Linked DNA regions of Homo sapiens: region 1 is linked to region 2. Evidence: read pairs that join two places in POLR2A ChIA-PET (ENCODE). Cell type or tissue: Panc1. All regions are shown on one strand. Each heading gives the region's core, and the rest is flanking DNA. Links, peaks and the distances in the headings are about the cores only.

Region 1 (6,748 bases), core at 1,822-5,821, 55 kb before region 2:
AGTTGTTGACAGGATAGAGAGGAAGTGGGAGGCCAAGCAGTTCCCTGGAGGCCTAGGAGAGGCTCCCTGCAGGGACTAGCCACCCTTGGCAAATGATATCCTGGGAGCGAGGCACCTGGGATTGTGGAGGGGGATTTTCTGCAGGGGTGGCTTCTGCCTTGCTTAGGGCACGGCCCTGGCTGGATGTCCATTTCCTAAGCTTCAGGAAGAGTTCAGGGCTGCCCAACAAATGAGTTTAGAAGCAGAAATGTTATCCTTATGAATAATCCCAGGTGTCTTTATGCTGAATGTATTGGAACATGTTTGTTGGACAATAATTTCACATATTTGGAGAAGGTTGAGCTTTTTATAGCCTGAATGGAGCTGCTTTAGAAGATCTTGCCTTTCAGGGACTAGGAACATGAAGATGACCTCCTGGCTGGGCATGGTGGCTTTGGGAGGCCGAGGAGGGAGGATCACTCGAGGGTAGGAGTTTGAGACCAGCCTGGGCAACATAGTGAGAATATGTCTCTACAAAAAATTAGCTGAGCATGGTGGCACGCATCTGTAATCCCAGCTACTAGGGAGGCTGAGGTGAGAGGATTGCTTGAGTCCAGGAGTTCAAGGTTACACTGAGCTATGATCACACCACTGCACGCCAGTCTGGAGGACAGAGTGAGACCCTGTCTCAATAAAATAAATAAAAATAAATTTTAAAAAGATGGCCTCCATCCTTCCTCTCATCTTCCTCCCATCCCTCTCTCCAGGGCTCTGCCTGCCTGAGAATTCCTGCTTTGGGCCAGGCACGGTGTGGTTCATGCCTGTAATCCCAGCACTTTGGGAGGCCAAGGCAGGTGGAACACCTGAGGTCAGGAGTTTGAGGGGAGGGGCTGAGTGCAGGTGTGGGCATCGGTGCAGTGGCGAGAAGGGGAGAGCCCAGAGGGAACCTTCCTTCCTGATGCCTAAGTAGCCCCTGTGGGGGGCCCTGCTGCCTCCAGATTTGGTTCTGTCTGTACATCCTACTGTAACAGCCAGAGAAATCTAACATCGCTGACTCCATCTTGCTTCTAACCTCATAAGCCAACTGCCTTTGCTCATCCCTACATGCAGGCCAAGCTAATCACAAAAAGCCTGACCAACATGGTGAAACTCCAACTCTACTAAAATACAAAATTAGCTAGGTGTGGTGGGGGAGGTGCCTGTAATCCCAGCTACTTGGAAGGCTGAGGCAGGAGAATCGCTCTAACCTGGGAGGCGGAGGCTGCAGTGAGCCGAGATCACGCCATTGCACTCCAGCCTGGGTGACAGAGTGACATTCCATCTCAATAAATAAATAAATAAATAAATAAATAAATAACCAACAAAAAAAGATTCCTGCCTGGGAAGAGTTAGAGATACCCCTCCCTGGGGTCTGAGCCATGGCCTCCTTAGCTGACTGTTTGGTGGCTAACAGCATACGCTGCTTACCTGGAGAAGGCCTGTCCCTTTGGTTGGGCCCCTGTGCTTGAGGGAAGAGTTCAGAAGATTTTGTGAGGGTGTCAGGCCTCTGTTCAAGCTCAAGTTGTTCAGTTGGATCTAGAATAAAAACTCTCATGACTAAAGTATTAAGGAGCATACTTACAGCTTTTATTTCTTCTAGCAGAAATAGTACTTCTAAAAAGTACGCTTCACTCCCCCTAAGAAAAGGGTCAAGGGGAAAAGGCAAAGGTGCTGAGAGCTGCTTTGAAGAAGCCCTGCTCCACTGGCACCCATGGAAGGGCCCAGAAGAGATGAAGGCAGGTGCATGCAGGTGGTTGGGGGAGCTTGGTGGCGCTTGGTGGCTGTTCAAATCTTGCCGGTCATCCTCCTCCAAGGCTGTCAGTAGAGGTTTGATACTGTTTTATAGAACTGGCAGAATTCAGTCCCCAGAGTTTTATTTCCCTTATTTCAGTTGCCTAGAACCAGGAAAGCTACCTCAGCTCATGTTGAAGTGGAGATAAGTCTGTTCATATGACATTCCCCCAAACAACTTAGAATTACATAGAAGACTTGCCTAAATCACACAGTAAGTAGTGTGACAAAACCAGCACAGATGGTTCCCAGCTTACAATGGTTTCACTTACAAGTTTTTGACTTTATGATGGTGCAAAAACAGTACATGTTCAGTAGAAACCACATTTGGAGCACCCATACAACCATTCTGTTTCTCACTTTCAGTACGTTTTCAATAAATTACATGAGATAGTCATGAGTTTGTCATAAAATAGGCTTTGTGTTAGATGATTTTCCCAACTGTAGGCTAACGTCAGTGTTCTAAGCATGTTTAAGGTAGGCTAAGCTGTGATGTTTGGTAGGTTAGCTATATCAGTTTTTGACTTATGATATTTTCAGCTTAGGATGGGCTTATTGGGACGTAGCCCCATTGTAAGTAAAGCAGCATCTGTGTCTGTCAAATGAAGAGGGGTGCAGCAGGGCTGCAGAGTCAGCTGAACCATTTGTAAGCTGAATAGAGAAAGATAACCTTAATTTTATTTCTTGAAAGTTTATATCCATGGGATGTAAGCGACTATCTGATGGTTAGGGGAATGGAGCCCCCTGTGACCCACAGGTTTGGGTGTGCAGCTGTGCCATCGTCCCTCTTGCTTCTCCGTGGAGCCCGGCAGGACACGAGGGAGGAGGATTCAGAGCAGAAGGAAGGCAGGTCCCTTAGAGCCGGTACTGGCAGGAGCGACAGGCGTGTGGCAGGTCCAGTCCTCCAGGTGGTTCTCCTTTGGTTTCCTAACTGTGAAGATGCAGATGGTGTTCTGCCTGAGCCCGTTTCCTTCCCTCCCTCCTGCACATCTGGGCTTCCTCTCTCCTGCCCTTCCTTCCCCTCTCACCTGCTCAGTGATATCTGGAGTCCCTGCCCACTTCTGGTAGTAGGAAAGCCAGAATGTGTGGCAGGTTCTGGGAGAAGCCCAGTGGAGCCAGGGATGGATGGGCCGAAGAATTTGGGCTCAAGAGGAAGAGCTGGGGGTCTTCTGACTCCTTTCGGAACCAGCTTTCAAACCCAAGACTTGAACTCGAAAGCTAGTGAAACAAGAAGCGCAGCCAGGTGTGGTGGCTCACACCTGTAAACCCAGCACTTTGGGAGGCCAAGGCGGGTGGATCACCTGAGGTCAGGAGTTTGGGACCAGCCTGGCCAGTATGGTGAAACCCTGTTTCTACTAAAAATACAAAAATTAGCCAGGCATGGTGGCAGGTGCCTGTAATCCGAGCTACTCGGGAGGCTGAGGCAGGAGAATCACTTGAACTCCAGAGGCGGAGGTTGCAGTGAGCTGGGATTGCGCCAGTGCACCCCCAGCCTGGGTGACAGAGTGAGTCTCTGTCTCCAAGCAGAGATCTGTGCTCTTAGTTGAAATATGAATGCTCTCCTTCATTCGTTCAGTTTATTGGGGCACATATGAGGCCAAAATGCAGTCATAGGTTGCTGGGAGCATGGGTCCCTCAGTGAGTCACAGGCAGAGTTACTGGCAGAGGTGGGAGGTTCCACACAGAGAGAGAGGTGGACCTGGCAGTAGTGGCACAGGCTGGCCCCAGCTGGCCCCTCTCTCCACCTCCCAACGGCCATCCGTCCTTCATCGCCCGGCAGCTCACTGGGTGGAGAACCAAGTAGTACGAGGGAGGAGGGACTGAGTGCAGGTGTGGACATTGGTGCAGTGGGGAGAATGGGAGAGCCCAGAGGGAACCTTCCTTCCTGTTGCCTAAGTAGCCCCTGTGGGGGGCCCTGCTGCCTCCAGATTCGGTTCTGTCTGTATATCCTACTGTAACAGCCAGAGAAATCTAACATCGCTGACTCCATCTTGCTTCTAACCTCATAAGCCAACTGCCTTTGCTCATCCCTAGACACAGGCCAAGCTAACCACGAAAAGCATTTTGATTACAGTTTAACGCTAGTACTAATGACCACCTCTCTTTTGAAACAGACTCCTGAGGAGATGAGGAAGTGTGCACTCAAGTAACAGTGCTGTCTGAAAGACTTAGAGCAACAAGGTGGATCTGACAAGCAGTTGACCATGAACAAAGAAGTTTTGCAACCTCCTTGGACCCCTGATGACAGCCAGATGTCTGTGGCCTCCAGTCACCTCCAGACCTTCACCCCCTGCATGGTCCCTCTTCCTCTAATATGAAAGAAGCCTAAAAAAATCTATCAATCTAAGTTGGTTCTGGCTGGGCACGGTGGCTCATGCCCGTAATCCCATCACTTTGGGAGGCTTAGGCAGGAGGATCACGAGGTCAGGAGTTCGAGACCAGCCTGGCCAAGAGACCAGCCTGTGGTGAAACCCCATCTCTACTAAAAATACAAAAATTAGCTGGGAGTGGTGGCGGGCACCTGTAATCCCAGCTACTCGGGAGGCCTAGGCAGGAGAATTGCTTGAACCCAGGAGGTGGAGGTTGCAGTGAGCTGAAGATTGTGCCATTGCACTTCAGCCTGGACAACAGAGTGAGACTCCGACTCACAAAAAAAAAAAAAAATGTTCTTTAGGACATTGGTCCTCCATCTTCTCAGTTGGAAGCTCCCAGAAATAAAGTCATCTTCCTTACCCCAACACCTTCTCTCAACTTATTGGCTGTCATGTTGTGAGTGGTAGAGTTTGGACTTGGCTATACTGCTAATGATAGTGGCTACCACATGTGCCATTATCATTAATGTGAGGTGTCACATTGGGACCATAATGCCCACTGTATCCATTAAAATTAAGTGAGGTGTCAGCTCACTTAATTTTTTTTTGAGATGGTGTCTCACTATGTAGCCCAAGCTGGAGTGCAGTAGTGCAGTCTTGGCTCACTGCAACCTCCGCCTCCGGGACTCAAGTGATTCTTGGTGCCTCAGCCTCCCAAGTAGCTGGGACTACAGATGCCTGTCACCTCGTCCGGCTAATTTTTTGTGTTTTAGTAGAGACAGGATTTCACCATGTTGCCCAGGGTGGTCTCGAACTTCTGAGCTCAGGCGATCTGCCCACCTCTGCCTCCCAAAGTGCTGGGATTACAGGTGTGAGCCACCGCACCCAGTCAGCTCACTTAATTTTCATGGAATACAGTGGGCATTATGATCCCAATTTTACAAGTGAGAAAACTGAGAAGGAGAGAGGTCCCCAAAGTTGCCTAAAGTCACACAGTAAGTGGTAGAGTCAGGATTCCAGCTGAAGTCTGCTTCCAAATCCCACCTTCTAACCGCTGCCACTAGACTGCTGTGTCTGCTGGGGTGTTAGGTCACAGGAGAAAAGAGATAATGGCTTTGTGACCCGGGAGCTCCGCCTTCACCTCCTCCTGCCATCCTCAGCATGAGCCAGCTGCATGAGGGGTGCTGTGTGCTGGGCTGGAGGATGGAGCCATGTGCCACTCCCTCCGAGGCACGCTGTGAAGGTGCAAGTGGTGTGTTCTGAGAGGTTGTGCACTACTTGGTTCTCCACCCAGCGAGCTGACAGGCCGGCGATGAAGGAAGGATGGCCGTTGGGAGGGGGAACTGGTGGAGAGAGGGGCCAGCTGGGGAGGAGGGTGGAGGAGTAGCTTGAGTCAGACTGCGGGGGAGGTACTGGCCGTCCTTGTCACTGTTCTTTAGAAAATGCCTCCGTCAGTGCCTGAGGTTCAAGGAGTGTAGGCCGTTTTCTTTCTGAGTTCCGAGCAAATCGAGCTGGGGGACTCCGGGGTATGCTGCCCTATCCCAGGAGTCTCAGTCTTAGGTAGTTTGGCGATCTTCTCCTGTAAATAATCAATAGTCCCTGAACAGCACTTGTAAATTTGAGCGTAGAAAACTGGGTGAGATGTTTTTATGGTGAAAGAAGCTTCTCCTTGAAGTCCCTGCAGAAGCCCCAGGGGCAGAGTGACATGGACAGGTTTTGGGGATGTGGGCTGAATGATGCCATTATGGGGCTGCTGGAATCTGGGGTGCCAGAGCTGTTGGTTGGAAAGCCCCCGGGTATGAGGGCAATGTGCCACTTTGACGACAGCCTCTGCCTCCAACTTTTTTGGGCCTGAACAGTGCGGAGGATGAAAACTTCTCACCCAGCTTTCTACATTCAAGTTTACAAGTGCTGCTCAGGACCCACTGATTATTTCCAGGGGAAGATCACCAAACCGCCTAAGGCCGAGACTCCCAGGATAGCGCAGCATGCCCCGGAGTCCCCCAGCTCGATTTGCTCAGAACTCAGAAAGAAAACAGCCCACACTCCTTGAACTTCAGGCACTGATGGAGGCATTTTCCAAAGAACAGTGACAAGGACGGCCAGCACCTCTCTTGCATTCCTCAGTCTGACTCAAGCTGCTCTTCCACCCTCCTCCCCAGCTGGAGCTGAGGCTGAAGGCAGTTGAGGGCCACCAGGGAGAAGAGCTGGGTCAGGGCCGTGACTTGCCAGCAAGCATGAGGCCAAGCAGATGTGCCGGGTGAGAGGCTGGAGGCCGAGTCCGGGCTGGCTGCCCTGCGGCGGCAAAGGAGATGGCTGGAGGTTGGGATGGATGCAATGATGAGTGTGCCTCAGGGTCTGGTTTCTGATTCCATAGAACAGCTGTGGTGACAGAGCTGTGGCCAACTGCTCCCTGGGCCGAGGGTGAAGGAAGCTGTGCTCCCACTGGTGCTAGGGAAGGCTGCTGCAGGGCTGGAGGCCTGGGTGCTGGACTGCTGGGGCAGGCTGCCTGCTGTACCCCCAAGCTGCAGTCAGGGCTCGCCCTGAGGCCCTGAGGTGGAGAGAGAGCAGCTGTCTCGTACACACCCATGTGCACAAGTGCAGGCACACACACACACACACACACA
Region 2 (6,748 bases), core at 1,614-5,613:
GAGACAGGCGGATCATGAGGTCAGGAGATCGAGACCATCCTGGCCAACATGGTGAAACCCCGTCTCTACTAAAAATACAAAAATTAGCTGGGCATGGTGCCGTGCACTTGTAATCCCAGCTACTTGGGAGGCTGAGGCAGGAGAATCACTTGAACCCAGGAGGTTGAGGTTGCAGTGAGCCAAGATCATACCACTGTACTTCAGCCTGGCGACAGAGTGAGACTCCGCCTCAAAAAAAAAAAAAATCCAGTGTCCATATACATAAGACACTTGACCACACCAAAGCCAAAGCTGGATGTTCTCACAGGTGTACAGTGATCAGGACTAGCCCAGCCACCATCACTTGCCCCTGCAGCCTCTAGTAATCTTGGAGAGCCTATTTTCACTAACACCATGTTAGACCAGAGCCCCTAAATGCTGTTGCCAGAATCCAGGAGAGAATAATAAAAATCTGTACAAACAGACATCTTATTGGCTGTGTGGTCTTGAGCAATTATTGCCACACTTATTGGCTGTGTGGTCTTGGTCTTATTGACTGTGTGGTCTTTGTTTATGTGGGTGATGAGTTGCAAAATAAAGGGTTAAAAAAAACTTCTGAGGAAGTGACCCAAATGTCTATCAACAGATAAACAGTTAAAGAGATGTGGTATATCCATACAATGGAATATTATGCAGCCTTAAGAAGGAAATCCTGTCATATGCTACAGCACGGACAGACATTATGCTAAATGAAATAAGCCATTCACAAAAGAACAAATACCATATGATTCCACTCATATGACGTATCTAAAGTACTCAAAATCATACAAACAAAGTAGAAAATGTGGTGGCCAAGGACTGAGGGAAGGGGAGAGGGGAGATTAGTGTTTAATGGTTACAGAGTTTTAATTTTTCAAGATGAAAATTATCTAGAGATCTGTTGCCCAACTATATACTATACTTAACACTACTTAACACTTACGAATGGTTAAGAGGGGAAATTAATTGTTGTGTGCTTTTTTTAACCACAATAAATTTTTTAAAAAAACTTCTGAGGTCCCTTCTGGCTATAGGAATTAGAGGGCCATCGTAAAATTCTGGGATGCTGTTACATTGACCTGTGTTGGGAGGGCATTGGAGCACCAGGATTCTCCTTCTGTGGGGAGAGGGATGGGAGAGAAGCTGCACCTGGAGCAGCAGGCTGCAGGTAGGGGGTGCCAGGGCCTGGACAGGCTCTGTAAGGTAGGAGTGGGGGACAGGGGTTTTTTTCTCACCAAGAGAAACAAAAGAAAGTGGAAGCCTTTATCAAGGGCTGAGTTGTCCTCAGGGAACATTCCAGGGAAAAAAGGAGAAGGCTCCCAGTTGGCTGAGAGCAGCCATGCGGGGGGATGTGAAGTGACAGATACAAATGTGTAGTATACTGGCAGCCGTGTGGGAGATTAAAAGTGCACAATGCTGAGAGCTGGCAGTGGAGGGGAGGGAGCTGGGGAAGGCTGAGTCCCTGAACATCTTCCCAGGGCACTCGGTCTGCAGAGTGCTTTTAGCGCTCATTATCATAGGCCATTTTTCAAATTAGCACAAGCCTGGCCTAAGGGAAGCCAGGCAACAGTGAGCAGGATTGGACTCGAACATGTCCAGCCCCTTCTCTGTGACCTCTTCTGGGAAGGTTTCTCTGGAATCTGAGCATGCCAGAGAGTGGAAGGCAGATTCACTGTACTAGACGGTCATATTGTCTTGGTGCCTGATATCATCTCTGAGGGAAGACACTGGGAGAACGATGGCAGGGAGGACTCCTGTTTGTAGCTTCGAAAAAGGAGTAAAGGCCGGGGGCGGTGGTTCATGTCTGTAATCCTAGCAATTTGGGAGGCTGAGATGGGCAGATCACCTGAGGTCAGGAGCTCGAGACCAGCCTGGCCAACATGGTGAAACCCTGTCTCTACTAAAAAGATAAAAATTAGCCGAGCGTGGTGGCATGTGCCTGTAATCCCAGCTACTTGGGAGGCTGAAGCAGGAGAATCGCTTGAACCCGGGAGGCAGAGGTTGCAGTGAGCCAAGATTGTGCCATTGCACTCCAGCCTGGGCGACAAGAGTAAAACTACGTCTCCAAACCGAAAAAAAAAAAAGAAAGAAAAGTAAAAAGGAGTGAAGTGCATCTCAAATGTGAGGGGCCATTGGGTGTAAAGAGAAAGTTCTGTCTATGCTGTGGGGTGTAAGGAGAAAGTTCCCTTTGGTTCTCTGAAGTTTCACTGAAAAATCAACTCGAAAAAGGCAGATTAATTGGAGGAAAGGCATACACATTTATTTAACATGTGTATCTGGGAGCCTTCAGAATGAAGACCCAAAGATACAAGGGGAAATTGTTCATTTTTACGCTTAGGTTCAACAAAGTATGGGCAGCTGTGTAGAAATATGATTGGACACAAAGGGTCTGATCTAATGTGAATAGACTGAGTGGGGAAACCCAGCCAGGCCTGTGGGTCTGGATTCTTCTTGGCCCCTCTGAGCATGAAGTCCTTCCTCTGGGTGTGGAGCAGGGCCCTCTCTGGAATGGGGGGTCTCATGACCTACAGTCAAACAAGGTGGGTCAGATAATTTCTTTATGGGAAAGCGGAGGGCAAGTTAGGTTAATATTTTTAGGTTTCATAGTTGGCTTTGGGGAAAAGGGGTTCTGGTTTCTATGACCTGTCTTGGGGAAGAGAGATTCTAGTTCCTATGGCTGGACTTGGGGCAAAATGGGACTGAGAGACAGGAATGTAGGGGAAAGTCAGAGAAAAACTTGTGCTTCTGAGGCCTTCATCTTGGGGTATTGTTTTCTGAGCCTGAACAAGGCTTATTTCTGGAACCCAGATTGTTTGGGACAGTTTTGTCCATTCATCCATCATGGAGCTGTAAGAGCCCTTCCAAGGTGGCTGAGAAAGTATCAGATCCCTCCTAGGCAAGGTCACTCTCTGTGAGGGAGTTTTTGGGTAGGGAGCCTGGAGGCCCAGCTTTGGGGACTTCTGTCATTTCAGGCCAGCCATTCTGAACCTCCTGTAGTCACACTGACCATGTGTCATTCCCAGGCACTGGGGGGCACTACACCCTTTGTCCACCATTCAAGAGAGCAAAACCATGGATGTGAGAGAGAAAGACTATCTAAGCAATAGTCTCGAACCAGCTCTGATATTTAAAATCAGCAAAAAAAAAAAAAAAAAAAAAATTCCCAAAGCTCAATTCCTTAACCAGTTGTTATTAACTTTACCTACAATACTCACCACAGATCTCAGCATCAGCCCCACAGACCTTTCATGCCCCGATGGCTTCACCACTCTCTAAGCTGCTCCCCTCAAACACTCTAAGCATATCTAAGCAACTCCCACCCCTGTCCCCAGCACTAATTCTATTTTAGGGTCCTCAGCTGGGCAAGAATATTACCGTCTTTTACTTAGACTCCCACAGGCTGACACATGATGTGGCCTGGCCACATGTTTGTGGCCCATGGAGTGGTCCCAAACCGGCAGTATCTTTGGGAGCTTATTAGAAATGCAAAATTGTGGGCCCCACCTCAGACCTGCTGAATCAGAATCCACATTTAACAAAATTTAACAAGATGCCCAGGTGCTGTGTGTGCATGTTCAAGTCTGAGAGTACTGCACTTGGAGATCACATCCCACCCGCCTGCCATCCCTCAATCCTGCCAACAAGTGAAGTGGGGTGACATCCACTTTGACACAGAGCAAACCAGCCTCCACCAGCGGCAGCCATGGGGCGAGGAAGAAAGGGAAGAGGTGGACGAGGAAGGGGGTTGCTACAACGTGTGGAGTGCATTTAAATTGGGGGGCACTGAGATGAAATCTAAGGAGGCAGCCCATCAGTTCTGAGATCCCGCGATCTCTGTGATTCATCAACAGGCAGATGCTGACAAAGTAATCATGGCTAACAATTACTGAGCTCTTCTTATAAGACAGGCACTATTTTAAGTAAAAGAGCATTTCACGTATGGCTTTATATAATTCACACAGCAACCTCCTGAGGTACAGATTGTCACTACCCCCTTTTTACAAATGAGGCAACTGAGGCACAGAGAGGTCAAGTGATTTGCCCCAGGTGACAGGGATGTGTTGCAGAGCTGGGACTTGTACCCTAGCATGTGCCCAGAGCCCATGCTCTTAACGAACATGTGAGACCACCTCCAGAAATGCTCTCCCCCAACAGCCGTTTCTCTGAAGCAGTTACATACCTCTAGGGCGAACAACCATCCTGGTTTGCCGAGGACCGAGGGGATTCTGTGGATTTCAAACTTTTAGTCATAAAATGGGGAGAGTCCTTGACAAGTTGATTACCCTATCAATACCTCATCTACCATGGAAGGGTAACAGAAGGAAAGTAAATTAAATTTAATAGGAAATCTTTGAGAGTACAGAATTTGAGCTGCTGGAGCACTGAATGAGAGGTTGCACAACCTGTTTCCATTTGAAGAACCCCAAAGTCTATCCACGAGACTTTGAACAAGCTTCACTCCCCAATCATGGCTCAGTTTCTCTGTTCCTCAAAATGGGTATATTCTTATCTGCCTCGTCGTTCCCGCCCCTTCTGCCCAGATGTCATGAGAATAAACCAGAGCCTGTTGCTAGTGGATGCAACACCACCAACGTCCTGAGACAAAGTGGGCAGATAAAAATACTGGCTAGTGTTTCCCTTGTCAAGGTCACCCACACCCACACAGGTGTTCCCATCATCTATTTTCTGCAGTGCTGCCAGCCAGTTCTGTGACACTTGTTTCTTTTGAGCCCTGGGAAGAGTGCTTGATTGGTTCAGCTCTCTATTTCACCTGAGAGTTGTTATGATTCCCCAAATAAAATACAAAGAGCATGCACTCTCTCTCTCTGTCTCTCTTTGTGTGTGTGTAGTCTTTGAGAAATAATATTTAAAAGCAGTTCCCCATCCGAGTTGGATGGGACTGGCAAAGAAGCAGTGGAAGGAATTCAAGGGGAGGAATTCAGACTCCTCCACACACCCAGCTAAGTCCTCTAGGAGAGAAACTCTCCTCAGCCAAGGGAAGGCACTTGTCTTGTACCCATTGCACAAGTCCAAGCATTAGGATTTCTCTGCCATTTTGGGGAGGAGGTCTGGCCTTCAGTTTCTGCATCTGTAAAATGGGACTTGCTATAACCTACCACCAGAAACCCTGTGTCTCCTCTCAGGCTGAGCTTATAGTCCTCCAAAGTCTCCTATGCCCTTTCTCAGAAATCAGCTAAATCTTCAGGTCTTTCCTGATTAACCTTATTAGACTTCTGATTAAAGAATTACACATCCTTAGAGCAGGAAAGTAGGAAAAAGCAGAGTGCATCCCAGCTGCCTTCATTTTTCAGAAGAAACTAGCCAGTCTGGTGTTTTTCAGCCCCTTTGCTCACAACAAGTTTTTTACAATTATTTCGATGGCACTGCTCTGTAATGCTACAGTCAGTGCATATTCTCTGTCCAAGGAAGCTGTTGTAGGAGACCAGAACGTGCCATGCCAAAATATGCCTCTTTGGCATAAGGATGATTTTGAGCTGATTATTTTGAGAAACAACAGATACAGGAGAAGCTCTGAAAAGAGAGTAGAAGTTACCCTTTTGTAAGGGAAAGTTACATCTATAAAGGAAATCACCATTTGTAAGGGTGTCTGTAGCAGGAAGAGAAGCATGGCTAAATCACGAGAAGGTCTTACTAATGGAGCAGGCTTACATCTGCATAACAGACTTTATTCTGATAATTTGCCTGGTCATCTCCCCATAACTGGCCTCCCCCACACCCTTCTTTCTTTTGCCTTTAGCTGAAGATGGTGTTTAAGCCTGAATTCTAAGCTGCCTCTTTGAGATTTACTTATTTTTTCCCTAAGTATCTCCCATGTAGAGATGAAGTATACATGTTGACAAATTTCTATTTGTTTTTCTCCTGTCGATTTGTCTTTTGTTACAGAGAGTCCCAGCTATGAACTCTGAAAAGCAGAAGGAAAATTATTTTTTCCTCCCCTACCCTGGGAACTCCTGGAAGATAAGGACCATCATCATGTCGCCTGAAGTATTTCTCTCCTAGGCCCCCACAGTGTGTGTTCACAATGGCCTCATTCCCCTTGCTGGCTAATGCAGAGCTGGAAGAAGGTATATTCAAGCCTTTTCTTGCACAGCAAGGAGGATGACTAAGGAGCTAAGAGATGTGAGCCGAAGCCTCCCTCAGTGTCTATTTGCTGACCCAATAACCCATCTTGAGCATTCCTGAAGTTGGTGAAAACCAGCTCTTCACTTGATATAATCTTGAATAAAAAAAGAAAGCATTTCCCTCAAATGTGCCCCAAGAAGCTGTGCCATTTGGGCCTCCTTCTCCTCTGTGTCCCTAGACCATGGGTGAGGCAGGCAAATTGCTAGGACAGGGAAGGACCTTGTAAGCAATCTGCAAATGAAAACAGCAGACATCTAGCCTTGTGCATAGGAGCGCAACCAGGTGAACACCTCTCCTCTCCCAAACCGTGACAGGACTGACTGACCCACATACCCAGCATGATCCCAATTCTCTGCAGCCCTGGAAAAAAGACTCTCCTGATGTTTACTCCCATTACAGGCATCTACTTATAAATCTTGGGTAGAAAACAGAAAGAACCATTGAATTCTTGCCACATTCATTTGTAGCAGCTATCTATGAGATAGGTTTCTAACATGATTATCTCTCCCTGCCTTGATACGATTATATGACCTTTTAAAATCATTCTTTCTTTTGTCCATTCATCCATCCATCCATTCAACAAGAG

Evidence for each region. Peaks named below come from ENCODE experiments on the same cell type or tissue, not always from the same donor. Only the 100,000 strongest peaks of a DNase experiment are listed, where the experiment ranks them.
Region 1: POLR2A ChIA-PET joins it to region 2 with 11 read pairs; 3 of 35 experiments call an interaction of 5 or more read pairs at or near these places.

The regions. Positions count from the first base shown.
Region 1 is chr1:179,817,625-179,824,372 of GRCh38, reverse strand. LINC02818 (long intergenic non-protein coding RNA 2818) reads left to right here. Exons shown (of 3, transcript XR_001738312.3): 3 at 3,924-4,547. It overlaps LOC105371634 (a long non-coding RNA gene), which reads left to right and starts at 4,955. Exons shown (of 5, transcript XR_007066756.1): 1 at 4,955-5,387; 2 at 6,284-6,381; 3 at 6,499-6,748. LOC124904463 (a long non-coding RNA gene) reads right to left here and starts at 3,114. Exons shown (of 2, transcript XR_007066759.1): 1 at 2,838-3,114; 2 at 1,584-2,740. RefSeq lists an enhancer at 4,868-5,853. In Panc1, for the core only: no CTCF peak of the experiment used is centred there; no DNase peak of the experiment used is centred there.
Region 2 is chr1:179,762,108-179,768,855 of GRCh38, reverse strand. All of the region lies in intron 1 of FAM163A (family with sequence similarity 163 member A), which reads right to left. Among named protein-coding and RNA genes, the nearest start is that of FAM163A, 22 kb to the right of the region's middle. In Panc1, for the core only: no CTCF peak of the experiment used is centred there; no DNase peak of the experiment used is centred there.